2 separate regions of the Homo sapiens genome follow, and region 2 is linked to region 1. A link is a loop called in an ENCODE intact Hi-C map of the cell type or tissue named here. Cell type or tissue: PC-3. All regions are shown on one strand. Links, peaks and the distances in the headings refer to the core of each region. The heading gives the core; the rest is flanking DNA. Region 1 has its middle 96 kb from the start of NSUN3. Region 2 has its middle 160 kb from the start of NSUN3.

Region 1 (2,921 bases), core at 306-2,805:
GTCCACCCCATCCTGTAGGATACTAGCTTAGCATCTCCAAAGAAAAGGGAGCTAGCCCTTTCCTTTCAGTGTTCATATTGCAATCCAAGGAAAGTGCTCTGTTGGGCCCTGGTTGATCACTTAACTACCAGTGAACCAAGCATAGAAGCCAAAATGGGATGGTCTGCTCCCATGACCAAACCTTGGTCATTCTTTTGGCAGAGGATAGGGGATTAGGCAGTATTTGTCAGCAGAAAAGGAGAAAAGGATGCTTGCATATTAGGCATACAAACAGTAGCTACCATGGCTTACTGTACTATCTGAGAATAAAGGCATTTACAATATTATATCTAACTTCTCATTATAGTAGCCAACCACCCTAGATTTTCTGGAGCAATCCTGATTTCAAATACGCTATCCCACTGAGTGACCATGTGATCAAAATTTTGTATTGGAAACGAAATCACTCCATCCTAAGGCTTGCAGTGATTGGCTTTCACAAAAGCATATTTTGATAGTTTTTACATGACTTAATCTATGTATTTCTTAAAGTTTTAATTAAAATGTACTAGTGCATAAATTCAAGAGGAACGTGATCAACAATAGGTGATAAAGAAAGTAGGAAAACACAATTATAAAGAAAAAATAGTTTGAAGTTTTAGTGAGCCTTCAAACCTTGCCAGCAAATATTCCTAGCCATATATAAACTCGTATAACTCCCAAAACTGACATTTAGGCTACCATTTTCCCAGCACTTTTTACAAGGTCCTTAATTATGCTTTGAAATTTTACTTTACAAACTATTACTTTTTAATGAGAGAGCTCATTATTTTCCATTGGCAGTACTTCATTGCCAAGAGCTACCATTTCATAGGAGGTGGACAGGCTTTAATTTCAGCAGCAGCACAAGCCTCCACTATGTTTTTCTGTTCATATTGGCCCAAATTCTCTGTCCTTTCCCCCTGCTGCCAAAATAAACATTTCTCCCCAATAGGCATACACTCTCAACCCTTGGAACTCAAAGCAGCTATCGGGAGCCTACAAATTAACCTGTTCGGCCTCCACTAACAGATGCCACGCTGGCGCTGGGCACTTCAGCCAAACTCATGGGATTTATAACATTAAGAGTAAGTGCAAAAACTACAAGCATTCAAAAGACACTCATTTTATTTAACTGACAGATCTTGGCATTTTATGAAAAAAATGGAAGCACAAAACCCTTTCTCATTACCCTTCTCAAGTGATTTTTCCTTTTTCCGAGTACAATGCTCTTTTCAGTAAGTCCCAAATGAACACAACAACCAGATGTGACCAGAAAAACTACAAGAGGCACCATAAAAATGCATTATGATAAATGCCACCCAAAGCTTCAGGACCCAGGGGACTTTTCTCAAAGTCACTGCCCACCGCACGCTTACAACACATGCACTGTGAGAATGGAGGGAGACCCATAGGCAGATAAGACTTGTGGACATCGTGTGCCTTGCAATATGAGTCATTCAAGAGGTGCGGCTGGTGCAACAGCAACAGCATGTTTTGGAAAGTGGATTCAAAGCAGGAGAATATGTTTGCTATCTTAATGCCATAAAAAGAAAAAAAAGTACAACACCCCAGGCTTTTAGGAGCCAGGAGAGGGGTGGAGTGTGCAGTGTCTGATGCAAAATCCTTTTAAAGACTGCCCATTTTTCCTTATTCTTTTATTTCCTGGTGATAGAATAGAAAGCACTCCGTGGCATGCAACTGACACGTCATTTTATGCATCCAAGTGCTTTATTTGCTTAACTGTTTTTTTTCCAGCAATTTAAATAAATCACAGAGATGGAATTAGATTTTCCTGAAGAGCTAGAGAAAGGCAATGAGAGGCTGAGTCACAGTTAATTTCTACTGAGTTGATAGAAATTTCACTCCCTCCATTTAGGTGAGACTCATGTAGTTTGGAAAGTAACGTCTGGCATCTTATCAGCCTACTATAAAGGCTGCTTAAGCTCCTGACTAATGAGGCTCTGAAACGTTTCTAATGAATGATGGGGGGTGGAGTATGAAATGCCCTCATGTTTATTCATTTCTTCCTTGTAATGCAGGCTGATAGACCGACTAAAAGATTGAACACTTAAATAATTAACTCATTTAAAGTGTGAATTATATGCATGATTTGCCTGACATGCAACTTGTGAAGTGGAACACACAGTAAAATCTCTCCAGTAGAGGTGGGGAAGAGAGTAAGTTATTTTAGTTCTCGTTAATCTGGGAAGGAACATTTAGTAAGAGAATCAGACATTAAAAGGAATGGAGAAGCAGTGGATCAGATACTCAATTTTCTTCCTACAGAACAGTGCTGGCAACATTTTTCTGTAAAGTACCAAATAGTTAATATTTTAGGCTTTGCATGATGCATGGTCTCTGTTGCCTCTACTCAGTTCTGACAGTAAAGCAGCTATAGTCACAGGTAACTGAATGGGTGTGGCTATGCTGCAATAGAATGCAATTTATGGGCATTTATATTGAGTTTCATGTAATGTTGATGTGTCACAAAACCTTGTCTTCTGACTTTTTCCACTACTTAAAAATGTAGAAAACAGGCCGGGTGTGATGGCTCATGCCTGTAATCCCAGCACTTTGGGAGGCCGAGGCGGGGGTGGGTCACCTAAAGTCAGGAGTTCGAGACCAGCCTCGCCAACATGGTGAAAAACCATCTCTACTAAAAATACAAAAGGTAGCCAAGCATGCTGGCACACATCTATAATCCCAGCTACTCAGGGGGCTGAGGCACAAGAATCACTTGAACCTGGTAGGTGGAAGTTGCAGTGAGCTGAGATCGTGCCACTGCTGCACTCCAGCCTGGGTGACAGTGAGACTCCATCTCAAAAAAAAATAAATAAATAAAAGTAGAAAAAACATTCTTAGCTCATGAGCAGGACAAAAACAGTCAGTGGACCTATGGG
Region 2 (2,921 bases), core at 300-2,799, 67 kb after region 1:
AAAATGACTCTTTAGTGAGGGCTTACTTTGTGCCTAATGCTATTCCAGATAGTCTGGGAATTAAAAGGGAGAGGAGAGAAAGATTCTCCATCTTTCTTCAAAGTCCTATAAAATAGGACAAATGGCAATGAATACACATGGGACAAATAGAAAACAATTAGATGATAATTTCTATGATACTAACTGAAAGAATTTAAAAGTTAGGAAATATCAGCAAAGGTTGAAAATTGGTACAACTTTAAGGAAGAAGTGGGAGTGGAATCTTGAAGGTTGGTTTTGAATAGGGGCAGATGAGAGGTATAGTAAGGAGGAAAAAACAGTAAGTAAATGTACTGAGGCAGAAAATAACATGATATATTGGAGATGATCATTTTGGAGGCTCTGAAATCTCTGAATATTGAGTTTTAATCTCATCAACTCTCAATATCATTGGTACAAAGCATAGAACTTCAAGGTCATGACTTAGTTTATCCAGAACAGCTGCCTTGCTGACAAGGAAAGCCAAATTAAATGCAGTGTTCACATTTTTATTTTGTTACACCCGGAGGCACCCAGCTACTCATAGCATCCATTTTCCTCTCCCTGCTCCTTGATCTTTCTCCATGGTGCCTGGCAACAACAGGAAGCACTGGAGCTTTCAGCTGGGAGACTGCACTGCAGGCTTGAGAATGTTATTTTTGAACCTGTTCTTGTCCCTTTTTTTGCAAACTCAATTCATTACCTTGGGGTCTGTGATCTCACACCAGAGAGACAGTCATTGTCTCCACAATGTTTTTAGTCATTTTCCCGTGTGATTCAGCGGGTGCCTAACTACCCTTCTGATGTCCTCGCATTTGTCTTGTTTTGCCTCTTTGACAACTGTCCCAAGTTCATGCTCAGACTTGGTTAAATGCAGTAAGTGCTTCTCTACCCAGCCTATGCAGTTTTTTCTGTTTCTGGCACATTATTGGGTAAACAAATGTCCTAATCTAATTTACAGTGACAGGCTTTTATTACAGTGTTCCTGTCTTGGAGCCAAAATAGAAGCACATGTCCCAATCAAGAAAGGGTTGCTTTCTTGTCTAGAAACTTCCCAAATGATTTGCTTATTCAGAGACCTCCTTCTTTTTTCCTCCTTGACCTCCTTGGCTGCCTGCAGCTTTTTTTCAGATCAGTGAGTTGTCTTTCTTATTAGCACTGTGAGAGACTGGAAGAAGAATACAGCAATAATTTGTCCTCCTTCCCCTCATTTACAAGCATTTCGCTTTCTTTTCTGGTGAATTGAATTCCTCCAGTAACCCGGCCACACTCTTTTCTATGTTTCTGCTTTCCTCTCTTTCATCTTTCTCTTGGATAATAACTGCTTATCAGCCTCAGGTTGGATTTTCTCCCGTTTCCAATACTGAATTTGTCTGGATAATAAAACTGAGTCAATATCTTCAAAACTTTTATCCTAAGAGATAAGTTTATTCACGTTTAACACACTCTCAAGATTCTTCATGATAGAGATTTCCCCTATATGCCAGATATAGCAGGTTCTTTTGTTCCGAGTGAGGCTTTCCAATCCTAGTTCATAGCAGCTAGATGTTGGGATAGATTTCCTTATGTGTGAAACCTGTGTCACCCTTACAAAGCTTACAGCAAACTTCGCAGTTGCTGCTTTACTCACTCTTGAATAATTCTTCCCTAGACAACCACTTCCTGAGTCCCTGGGAGATTAATCATATGACCCTCCATTTCTGTATGTCACAGAGACACATACAATGAGACATACAGAGGTGGGTAGACAGGGGTGCATGGATAATTGATTTTTTTGTCCTCAGCAACAAAATTAGAAACTCTCTTGTAGACTTTTTCGGAGTCTGTGCTGGGTAATTAAACTCAGAGAATTCTTCCTCGGGGGACAGTCTGGCAGTGAGTTTGTCTGGTGGAGGTTCATGCTGATTTTACCCTTTGTTACCTTATTTCTTGTATTTCAAGCATAGTCAAAAGTGTATGTAGTCTCTACCTTCATCATTTCTAAACAACAGGACAAATAAGCAGGAACAGAGAGACTTTTTTATTTTTTATTTTTTGAGATGGAGTCTCTCTTAGCTGCTCAGGCCAGAGTGCAGGGGTGCCATCTTGGCTCATTGCAGCCACCGTCTTCTGGGTTCAAGCAGTTCTCCCATCTCAACCTCCTGAGTAGCTGAGATTACATGCACCCACTATCATGCCTGGCTAATTTTTGTATTTTAGTAGAGACAGGATTTCACCATGTTGCCAGGCTGGTCTGAAACTCCTAACCTCAGGTGACCTACCCGTCTCACCCTCCCAAAGTGCTAGGATTACAGGCGTGAGCCACTGTGCCTGGCCACAGAGAGACCTTTTGATGACTATAAGAATACATTTGTGTGGGTAAGGTATAGTTAGAGTTACTGGCTATAAAAGATATGTTAGAAAAATTAAGAAAAAAAAAAGATGTGTTAGTGTTTAAAAATGTACCTGGGCTGTGTGTTAATCAGGTGTTGTAAGACATGTATGACATAACTGTCATGAAAGAAGAAATTGTTATACTCACAGATCCCTAGAAACAGGAGGTACAGCACACCATGCAGAGCCATATGCGGAAACAGCAGGGTCAATCAGGGGACAAAGGGAATGAGAGAAAACGTGTGCAAAAGCCTGTTATGTGCTTTTTGTGGGAGGTAATGGGGTGGCGGGGTAAGCAGATTTAGAATTGGCTAGTTTGAATACTTTTTGTTAGGTTCTGGGAAATAGGGGTTGTCCCATTGTCTGGTACCTGGCCCTGGGGTAGGTAGGTAATAGCCCATAGTGTAAGAGCTAGATAAAGGGGGAAGTTGTGAGGTATGTGCTTTGGATTGATTGGTTTCTATATGAAACACATCGTCCCAGGTGAGTCATTCTATCCCTAGGAATTAGTGAACCCTGGAAAAAGTCAT

What was found. Hi-C counts contacts between places; a loop is a spot of excess contacts. Peaks named below come from ENCODE experiments on the same cell type or tissue, not always from the same donor. Only the 100,000 strongest peaks of a DNase experiment are listed, where the experiment ranks them.
Region 2: a loop joins it to region 1, with 2.5 times the contacts of the local background. A loop is called at or near these places in 3 of 110 quality-filtered maps.

Annotation. Positions count from the first base shown.
Region 1 is chr3:94,157,714-94,160,634 of GRCh38, forward strand. No RefSeq gene overlaps it. Among named protein-coding and RNA genes, the nearest start is that of NSUN3, 96 kb to the left of the region's middle. In PC-3, for the core only: no CTCF peak of the experiment used is centred there; a DNase peak (open chromatin) is centred at 1,478; H3K4me3 peaks cover 878 bases; H3K27ac peaks cover 1,258 bases.
Region 2 is chr3:94,224,578-94,227,498 of GRCh38, forward strand. No RefSeq gene overlaps it. Among named protein-coding and RNA genes, the nearest start is that of NSUN3, 160 kb to the left of the region's middle. In PC-3, for the core only: no CTCF peak of the experiment used is centred there; a DNase peak (open chromatin) is centred at 1,664; H3K27ac peaks cover 1,374 bases.